Regions from separate parts of the Homo sapiens genome. Here region 2 is linked to region 1. The links are chromatin loops, found by intact Hi-C in ENCODE. Cell type or tissue: endothelial cell of umbilical vein. All regions are shown on one strand. Each heading gives the region's core, and the rest is flanking DNA. Links, peaks and the distances in the headings are about the cores only. Region 1 has its middle 260 kb from the start of LINC02015. Region 2 overlaps LOC105374235 (a long non-coding RNA gene).

Region 1 (5,398 bases), core at 108-5,107:
ACAAATATATATATACATATATGTGTGTGTGTGTATATATATATATATATATATATATATATATATATATATGTTTATACATGATGTCCTAGAGCCTTAATTAAATGGAATCTTCAGGGAGGTGGTGGTGTGTTTTTCTTAATCAAAATTTTAAGTCGTCAAATTGTTAGTGAGAATTGCATTGACCTTTCTGTTAGCAAGGAGCCAAGGACCATGACTTAGCATCCTCTTTCCCCTCACATAGTAAGACACAACATATTGGTTTCTTTGCTGCCTTATTGCATACAACTATATCTGTATCTTTGATGATTTTAGAATTTGAATTTCTTTGGAATAATAACTGTGTCCAGTAGCCTAGATCTAAGTTTCTCTTTTTAAACTACCCTGCAGACCACGGAAGTGAAAGCAAGATGAGGAAACAGGCCAAACTACAACTGTTGCTGTTGAGTGAGATAGAATGAAAAGGGATATTCAATGTTGTAAAACTGTCTGAGTAGCTAAAAAATATTGCTCTCTGTACTTAACATTGTGGGAGATTACATAAAGTGAATGCTAACCTGATAGTACTATGCTTGCTTTTACAAAATACCAGTATTATAATTTACCTTTCCTACACTAAAAAATGAATGTGTCCACTATTCCAATATGGTTTATTGAAGGTTCCTTTTAGTTGAATTATAGACAATTGATGCATTTCTATAATTATACTTATTAAAAAGTTCATAAACATAAATATATTAAAAAGTTAATAAACATTAATGGTACTAAGCACCCATTGCTGTTTTGAAATTCACTGAGTATCTTGTAGAAAATATATTATATTACTAATTGTAATAATAGCTATTTAGATATCAACCACACAAGCTTATTTCTTTACCTGTGACATCAGTTACAAACATAGCTGGATATTTTGCTACATAACATAAAATGAATATATTTCATTAATCTTTATTTTGACAATGTTAGAATGTTTGAAGGCATGTTTCTCTGAAATTCATTTACTTTTTCAGAACTTAAGACCTGCTATCTTGGTTCCTCTATCATGAAGAAAATTCTTCTGACCTTTATATTAGGAGAGGATGATGCTATGACTTTCTCATCACACGAGGATGCTTGTTTCTCCATTAGTGTGAATGGTTTCACATTGATCATTTTCATTCTCTGATTTGTCTCCCTTGTGATTGAAGGCACCATTTCTGAATCTTTGACCAGAGTAAAAGGAGCAGTTTAGATAGATGAGTACTGCCATGTTCTCTGGTGGAAAGCGATCAGACTCCAGCATTATCTGGTTATTTGGGTAGATTACTTAACCTGTTGGCCCTCAGTTTTCTCCTCTGCCTGTCTACTTTTTGCGTTTTGCATAAAGACAGAGTTTCACCACATTGGCCAGGCTGGTCTCAAACTCCTGAGCTCAAGCTATGCACTAGCCTCAGCTTCCCAAAGTGCTGGGATTATGGGCATGAGCCTTCACTCCCAGCCTTTTCATTTAGAATTTTAAAAAGTGTATGTGTATGTGGGCCATGTTTTTGTCTTTCCTTTTTCCCAATTTTACTAAGAAAATCTTTGTATATAGAAATAGATAAAAGAATAGTAGAATGCTCAGTTTTATACTACTAACTTAGGTTATAAACTTAACATTTTTCCATATTCTTTTTATTTTTTATGACCCAGTTGAAAGTAATTCGCAGATATCTTACTACTCTTAAATATTTTGGCATGAATCTCCTAAGAATGATGATATTCTCTGACATAACCATAATACCTCTATCACAAATAAAACAACAATATTTACCTGATAGCTTCTCTTATCTAAGTCATATTCAAATGTCCCCATTTGTCTCAAAATTGGATTTTATAGTTTCTTTTTCCACCCTCATCTATGATTCAATCATATTTCTTGCATTACATATAACTATTATTCAAGACAACCTGTAGTGTCATAAATTATTTGGGTTTTCATATTATGGTAGTTTTTCTATTTAGGACCACTTGATTGTGAAAATATATGGCAAAAATAAATCTTTGAGTGAATAAACATACCTAGTACACGGTAGTTGTTTAACATTTCCTTGCTGAATACATGAATTTAGTTATGTTTTTAAGTGACAGTGCATTTTACTAAGCACAATTCTAACTAAATATATTGGAAAAACAATACATTTCCATGTGAGAGGCAATTTTAAGTTCAGTCCATAGACTCTAATTATAGCTCATGATTTTGATCATTGATTTTGCACCTTATATGGAGCTGAGCACTGAGTATTAGCTCATTTTTCACAACAAAATCATGGTGTATTATTTTTCAGAGTAAGAGGCTAGCCAAATTAAGTATTTAAAGATTTCAAAGTTATTAAGAGAAACAATCTATAGATAAACTGGAGGGCTTATCACATATACTACACTGCTTTGCATGACAAAGCTGGGTGGGTGCTCGAGGAGAGCTTATTTACTCCCTTGCAATGCTTCCTCAGCCTCACCTAGCAGCCAGGTTCATTTCTGTCTGCATGCTCGACCTTCCCAGCTGAAGCACTGTCTAGCATTCTGCTTACTTATTGCTCTGGCCTTAAGGGAACTTAGATCTCTGTGAGGAAGCCCTTTGAAATCCAAAGAATTAGTGTACAGTTTTTCTGTTCAGACAGAACTTTCAGCAAGGTCATGTCTGTTTCCTGAATGAACAGGATTAGGATGGAAAACTGGAGCCTTTCCCAGCTCAAAGGGAGCCAAGTTTCACTGTGTCATTTCATTATTCTCTTTGAAGTAAATTCCCAGAAAAATCAGATGCATCCATATTAAGCTTAAATAGAAAACACATCTCAAAGCCAAATGGACATGATTCAGGGAGTTTGCCACCATTTTGGATTGCCTATGCTTTTGTTCCCTTCTGTTAGTGAGAATAATCACATTTTTTCTGTAACTTCATAGAATGCGGATTAATCCAGTGCAGCCATATTCCTGCAATGTATCCTGAATTATTCAGAGGATAGATCAGGGAAAGGAAGAGATCAACTTTACTAAACATCTGATCCTATTACAGCGTCAGAGTTTAGTTTGGTTTGTTCTTTCAACCTGGCAGTGGAGATTATCTTTTATTTTTGTGATTTCATTTCCCATGAAGTGATATTTCTATTGAGTCTGTAAATCAGTGGTCTGTTCACATAAAATAGATATGTCCACCCTCTTAGAGAGAAAATCCTTCCTAAAAATCTGAATAGACAGATTTAAAAAATAGCCCCCAGAAAAATATCTGGCTCGCAGTTGGTCTCCTTTGTGGGATTAACTTCAAATCTGCTAACACATTAAAAAAAAAAAAAAAAAAACTAAATTATATGTCAACAAAAAGTCAAAATTAATCATGAAAAGGTTCAATACTATGTGTGAGAGAGAAAGACTTGTTATAGATTTAAAAACACTGTGTATGAGATCTGTATTTCTAGATGCCTTATAAACTAAACCTGTGGAAAAGAGATCATACCAGGTTTGCACACAAAGTAATGAAATGTGGAATCAGTCCCACAACTTTCTAGCCACCCAATATGTAAGTGTCCTAAATGCCTCTCATTCTGGGCACTCAATAAATACTAAACAGGGGCAGCAATTTCGTTTCCTGTCTAGTCAGGGTGTCATTATTTCTGTAAAGTCTCTGAGCTAGTGAGCACATAGAAAAACACAATCCACCACAACCTGAAATATGCCTTTGCCCTCCCACCTTCTCCTTTTCATGTGGCTTAAATTGCTGTGTGACCTACTGGAAACCTAAGAATATTAGCTCTCAGTTACCACTTCTTCAACCTTAACCTTTCCTCTCCCAAATGCCAAGAAGATATAGCAAGTCTAATCAGCATATTTTATTTTGCCCTTTTCAATAAGCTGTTTAGTGATGTTGATTTACTGTTGGAAGAAGTCTAAAAAAAACCTTCACTATCTTTTGCTCATGTCTCTGTTCCTTAGGGAAAATGGCATTTTATGTCACTGCTTGTCAGGGCGTTTTCAGTGTTGCTTTCTCCATTTTGGAGGTCCTTTGGGAGAGTTCACTTGGACCTTTCTCATGTCCTTCATTTATTAAAATACAAAGTAAGTGAGAGTAACTAACACCCAAATACTTATTATTACTCTTGGTTATGAACCTTCTTTCATGCTACCGAATAACCATCTCTGTCACTATACAGCAGGACATGGTCCTATGCCCAAAACATTCACTTGGCTTCCAGGATGCCACACTCATTTTCCTACTACCTCACTGGCTGTTCTTTTTCAGCCTCCTCAACTGGCTCCTACTCCTCTGTCCTCCAAACATCAGTATTAGGGTAGTTTAGGATTCCATTCTCCACCTTCTCTTCTCTGTGGATGTTCACTGCCTGGGAGAGCTTCTCCATTTCTTTGGCATTAGATATCTAAACACTGATGATTCTCAAGTTTTTATGTCCAGTTTACAGCTCCAAGCTGCAGATTATTATACCCAACTCCACATTTAACATCTTGACTCTGATATCTGTGTGGTTTTACAAACTTATCATGATACGAGAATTCCATATGTTCTCCAAATGTGCTCTTCCTCCAGACTCCCCATTTTAATAAAATGTGCTACTATTCAATCAGTTGGCCAGGCCAAAATCATATGGGGCATCCTTGATTTCTCTATTTCCTTCATTTTCCATACACAAGTCTTGCCAGTTCTACTTCCAAAATATATCCTGAAGTTGTCCTCCTCTACACTGATATGACTCTCACCCACACTACCATTTTTATTTTCTATTGACTACTGAGATAACTCCAGGATGGTTTCCAGCTTCCAATTTTTCTCCTCTATAGTCTATACTTTGCACAACAGAGTGACTTTTTTTAAATGTACATGTGGTAATGTAACTTCCCTGTTCAAAACTGCAGTATCTTCTCATTATGAGTTAAGTAAAATATGCCCTCCTTACTGTAACCTACAAAGCCCTGCACCCTTCCGTGCCCTGATCTCCCACCATTTGCCCTTGCTCTTCAATGCAGCCACCCTGGCCTACCTGCTTTTCTTAAAACACACCAGTGCAGTCTCGGCCTCATGGCCTGTCACTCATTGCTTTCTTTGCCTGGAATACTCTTTCCTCTTATCTCCGTACGGATCCTCTTTCACATCTTTCAGAGGATTTTCCCCATCCCTTTCTCCCTCCAAAACAGCTTTTCCTGCCTTATCTCCAGTGCTGCTTCACTCTTTTTCAAGGCACTTATTACTACCTGAAAATACTTATTTTTTAAGTTATCCATTGCCTGCCTCCCCCACCAGAATGGAACCTCAGTGAGAAGGCTGACTTTGTTTTGCTTAGACTAAGGTCCGATGCTTTCAGCACCTAGGACATAAAATAGCCGCTTAATAGTATTTGTTGAATAAATGGATGACTGGTTAGGAGTCCTT
Region 2 (5,398 bases), core at 300-5,299, 92 kb after region 1:
CTTCAGTAATACACCACAAGTGTGGACAACCAAAGCAAAAATGGACAAGTAGGATCACATCAACTTAAAATGCTTCCACAAAGCAAAGGAAACAATCAACAACATAAACAGACAACCCATAGAATGTGAGAATACATTTGTAAAACATCCATCTGACAAAGGATTAATAACCAGAATAAATAAAGAGCTCAAACTGCTCAACAGGAAAAAAAAACCAATAATCTCATTAAAAATGCACAAAAGATCTGAAAAGACATTTCTCAAAGGAAGACATATAAATGGCAAACAGGTATATGAAAAGTTGCTCAACATTATTAATCATTAGAGAAATGCAAATCAAAACCACAATGAGATATCATCTCACCCCAGTTAATATGGCTTTTATCCAAAAGACAGGCAATAACAAATGCTGGTGAGGATGTGGAGAAAATAAAATCCTCATACACTGTTGGTGGGAATGTAAATTAGTACAACCACTATGGATAACAGTATGGAGGTTCCACAAAAAATTAAAAATAGAAGTACTGTATGTCCCAGCAATCCTACTGCTAGGATTCTCAAAAGAACGAAGTCAGTATATCAAAGAGATAATCTGAAATCCATACTCTCAGGTTATTGTAGTGCTACTCACAAAAAACAAGATTTGGAAGCAACTTAAGTGTTTATCAACAGATGAATAGATAAAGAAAATGTGGTACATATACACAATGGAGTACTATTCCGTTACATAAAAAATGAGATCCTGTCATTTGCAGCAACATGGAAGCAACTGGAGGATATTATGTTAAGTGAAATAAGCCAGGCACAGAAAGACAAACTTTGCATGTTCTCAATTACTTGTGGGAGCTAAAAATTGAAACAATTGAATTCATGGAAGGAATACAATGATGGTTACCAGAGGCTAGAAGGGTAGTGGGTGGTTGGATGGGAAATGGGGATGGTTAATGAATACAAAAGTATATGAGATCAAATAAATAAGATCTAGTATGTGGTAGCACAACAGGGTGACTACAGTCCACAACAATTTATTTTACATTTAAAAATAACGAAAAGAGTACAACTGGATTGTTTGTAACATAAAGGAATGATAAATGCTTGAGGTGATGGATACCTCATTTACACTGAGGTGATTATTACACATTGTATGCCTGTGTCAAAATATCTCATGTACCCCATAAATGCATTCACCCACTATGTATCCATAAGAATTAACAATTGAAAAAGAACACAGCAAGAAAAGAAATGAGGTGATTAAAAAATGGGTAACACATCTGAATAGACACCTCACCAAATATATGCTCATGTCAAATAAACATATGAAAAGATGTTCCACACTATATGTCATTAGGGAATTGTAAATTAAAACAAGTTACTACTGCTCACCTATTAGAATGGCTAAAATCCAAAACACTGAGCACACCAAGTACTAGTAAAAATATGGAGCTACATTAACTAGTAATACTAGTAAGGATGTGGAACTACATGAACTTTTCTTCATTGTTGATAGGATCGCAAAATCCCATAGGCACTTTGGAAGATGGTTTGGCAGCTTCTTACAAAGCTAAATGTGCTTATCATATGAGGCTGCAGTCATATTCTTGGTATATACCAAAATTAATAGAAAACATATGTACATGAATGTTTATGACAGCTTTACTCATAATTGCCAAAACTTCGTAGAAACCAAGTTGATTTTAATATGTGAATGAATATAAACAAATTATGGTACATCATATGATGTAATATTATCCAACAATAAAAAGCTTTGAGGTATAAAGCTCAAAAAAAATAGAAAAACCTTAAATATTTATTGCTAAATAAGAGAAGGAACTGTTGAAAGTCTATACACTGTATGATTACTACCATATAAATATCTGGAAAAATTAAAACTGCAGAGATAATAACAAGATCAATAGCTCTTACAAGTCCAGGGTGATAACTGCAATTATTGATAAATTAGATTATACATTAGTCAAAACCCAGAGAATTGTACAACACAAAGAGGAGACTTAATGTGAAATATGAACTTTAATTCACAATAATATACCAGTATTGGTTCACTAATTATAACAAATGACCCACACTAATGTAAGATATTAATAATAGGAGAAAAGTGTATGTACAGTGTGTATCTGTGTGTGTGTGTTTAGGTAAATTATTTGTTGTATTATCTTCTCAATTTTTCTGTAAAGCTGAAATTCTTATATAAATTAAGTGTATTAAAAATTAGAAATTTTATTCTGTAAATTGAAATAATTACATAAGAAGCAACAGAAAAATTAAGATTTTGATTTGACAGATAGTAAGAAAGGTAATAGATATTCCTGGAAGAAATGCTACATATTTTTCAATGTGGAGCAAATAATATGACATTCATTATAAAAATAGCAAATGTTACATAACATAAATAAAATGTAAATTAAAGATGCTATATAGTTACTTTACAGAAAGGTTTATTTCAGATCTTATTAAGCACAGAAATAAATGATAGTTTTTATATTACTGTGCATTGTTAAATTTCACTACTGAGTTAAAATATAAATGTAGCAAGAATGAACATCGATTCATATAAAGCATATATTGTCTCAAAGTATACGACATTTGCATTTACTCAGTGTTAGCTAACAGTACAATTCAATGTGGTTATGAAAGAGCATAATGTGGTTAGCAGATTTTTCTACCTACTCCAAGAGCCAGACTAAAGCTTCCCCATGGAATTAGATTTGGGTATTAGGCAACAGGAAATGTGCCTGCTGATAACTGAATTACTCTGAACTCTAAAGAAGTCACTGGGACATTTTGTCCATTAAGTTTACAGATGGCAAAGTAGATATGTCATTCACAGCTGCATGCATGAGGATATGACATATTTGTCTATATTAATCTCATGGATCACTTGACATGACTCATTCAACCTCTCTTTCTACTACATGAATTAGCAAGATTTCTGGTGGTTCTAAAGTAGATCCAAACACTTCGGAGGGAAATATAAATACTTGTTTCATTATACCAAGTAAGTGGGCCAACAGGGCGCATTTGGTGCTTTAATTGTCCTTCATAATCACAGTAAGGTAGTAAAAATTAAATCTAAAATAATATAAATAGGCCAAAATGGTATATATGATGCATATATGCATGACAAGAGTTTTTATCTTCAGTGGCAGCACAGGCAAGATATTAAACTTATCATGGGAATTGAATTAAATTTCAAAAAAATGCATTGGCTAGAATTACTCAGAATTCCCAGGGGCAGGGAGGGGACACTCTATGAGGTTAACCATTTACTATGTTTAAACTCAATAATTGTGAGCTGAGTATAAATCAAGAAATCTGCTCAAACATCTGTGTCTTACTTAAAAGTTTCAAATGTCACAAATATGTGTGCTATGATGAATATTCACGGTTATGAAGCTGTGGTGAATATATTCCGTGAGGCCATATGACAGGCTGTCCACCAGCCCTAGCCAAAATAAGACATCTAACCAGAATTAATAAGATAATTATCAATGGTCAAGAACACAAATAGATGATGCCTGAAATATATGAAACTGCATAAGCACACAACTCAAGCATTAAGCGAAAGGAGAAACACTGTCATATTACAATCAAGAACCTGGAACAGTCAACTGAGAACCTGGAGGATGCTAGAAGAACTTATTATACCTGGAGCAAAATTTGAAAATTCCTTAGTCTGAAAGTTGGGAGTTGAGTTCTCACATTTGAAAAGCCATGCAAAAAAGTGATTAATCTTAAATTTTGTGTATACTTAAACAGAAAGACCAAGGTCTGAAGTCCAATGTCATACAAAAAGTCACCTTCTTTTTCTATGCAGATTAGGTTGCAATTTAAAGAAGTTTAAGCCCTGTGACAGAAACCACTTGATCTCTAACAATATGTTTAGATAATGAGCACTTCAGTATAGCCCTTCAAGCTTTTTGTAAAAAAAAAAAAAAAAAGAAAAAAATTACATTCATCTCCCTACATAATCTGTTTCTGATGTCTATTGCCACATACTCAAATAGCAAAAATCTTAGTTGACTTTCATCTTTAAAATTTGACATATTGGAGGAGCAATCCAGGACAGTATTTGATTTTAAATAGGGAAAGAACTCACACTCTAATACACAGAGAGAAATAAGTGGTGAAATAACACTTACAGGCTTGTAAATGGCAAATGTGTCTGCAGTGGGCAGAGCATGCTGCTTTCCTCTCCTGGGAATGAAATAAAAATGTGCCAACAGAAATAGCATTGAAAATGCCTGGTGGTAGAGGCAGTGGTATTAACAAAAGCATTCTCCTCCTCATTAAGCAAGTACCAATTAGATATATGGAATCCAAGAGCTGAAAGGGGTATAAGGAATTAACTCACTAGTCATCCTCAACTTCCACGCAAATAATGACTGTGAGAGCTAGTTTCCACAAATGTTCCCGCTTCAACAAACCATGCCTCCTGGAATTCACATCCTTGTGTAGCCCCTTCCATGAATTGGATGCTGAGCTTCCAGCCCTAGCTGTTCCAGTGGATGGTCCATGGATCAGATATACCACCCAGCTGAGGTCTTCCTGAATACTCAATCCAACAAAATCATGAGCAATATAAGAGAATTGTTTTAAGCTGATAAATTTTGGAGTAGTTTGTTTTTCAGCAGTAAATAACCAGAACAATGATCTTTCTATGTTCAAATATGCCTTATGGGCACTCATAATCATTATAATATTCATTCACTGAAAAAGTGCATAGTGGTAAGATGCTATTATTCATCAGTGCTTTTAAGAATTCTAGGCCGGGTGTGGTGGCTCACGCCTGTAGTCCCAGCACTGGGAGGCTGAGGTGGGCGGATCACAAGGTCAGGAGTTTGAGACCAGCCTGGCCAATATGGTGAAAGCCCATCTCTACTAAAAATACAAAAATTAGCCGGGGCTGGTGGTGGGTGCCTGTAGTCCCAGCTACTGAGGAGGCTGAGGCAGGAGAATTGCTTGAACCTGGGAGGCGGAGGTAGCAGTGAGCCGATATCATGCCACCGCACTCCAGACTGGGTGACAGAGGGAGACTCTGTCTTTAAAAAAAAAAGAATTCTAATAATAGTAATCATGAAAATTGTAATGTCTAATCTTTTTCAATGTTGTTTGTGTCCAAAGTGCTCTTCCAAAAGCTTTCCTTAATTATACTATTTAATAGTCATAACACTGTGATGAAGAAGGTATTGTTAATTACATCTTCATTTTACAGATGAGGAAACTGAAACACAGAATGATTAACTTTTTTCACTGTCATCTAGCTAATAAGGAATTGTTACATATTTTATTCATTACAATAGTAAGTAGGTGCGTTTGATACATTGTAGTTCATAGGCATTTAAATATTCTATTTCTTTACAATGCTCAGTACAATGTGCAA

Evidence for each region. Peaks named below come from ENCODE experiments on the same cell type or tissue, not always from the same donor. Only the 100,000 strongest peaks of a DNase experiment are listed, where the experiment ranks them.
Region 2: it touches region 1 in a loop (4-fold over the local background); 4 of 110 quality-filtered maps call a loop at or near these places.

Annotation. Positions count from the first base shown.
Region 1 is chr3:178,076,486-178,081,883 of GRCh38, forward strand. No RefSeq gene overlaps it. Among named protein-coding and RNA genes, the nearest start is that of LINC02015, 260 kb to the left of the region's middle. In endothelial cell of umbilical vein, for the core only: no CTCF peak of the experiment used is centred there; DNase peaks (open chromatin) are centred at 426, 2,696 and 3,616; H3K27ac peaks cover 1,278 bases.
Region 2 is chr3:178,168,059-178,173,456 of GRCh38, forward strand. The region is part of intron 10 of LOC105374235 (a long non-coding RNA gene); the gene reads right to left. Among named protein-coding and RNA genes, the nearest start is that of LINC01014, 250 kb to the right of the region's middle. In endothelial cell of umbilical vein, for the core only: no CTCF peak of the experiment used is centred there; a DNase peak (open chromatin) is centred at 2,813; H3K27ac peaks cover 2,405 bases.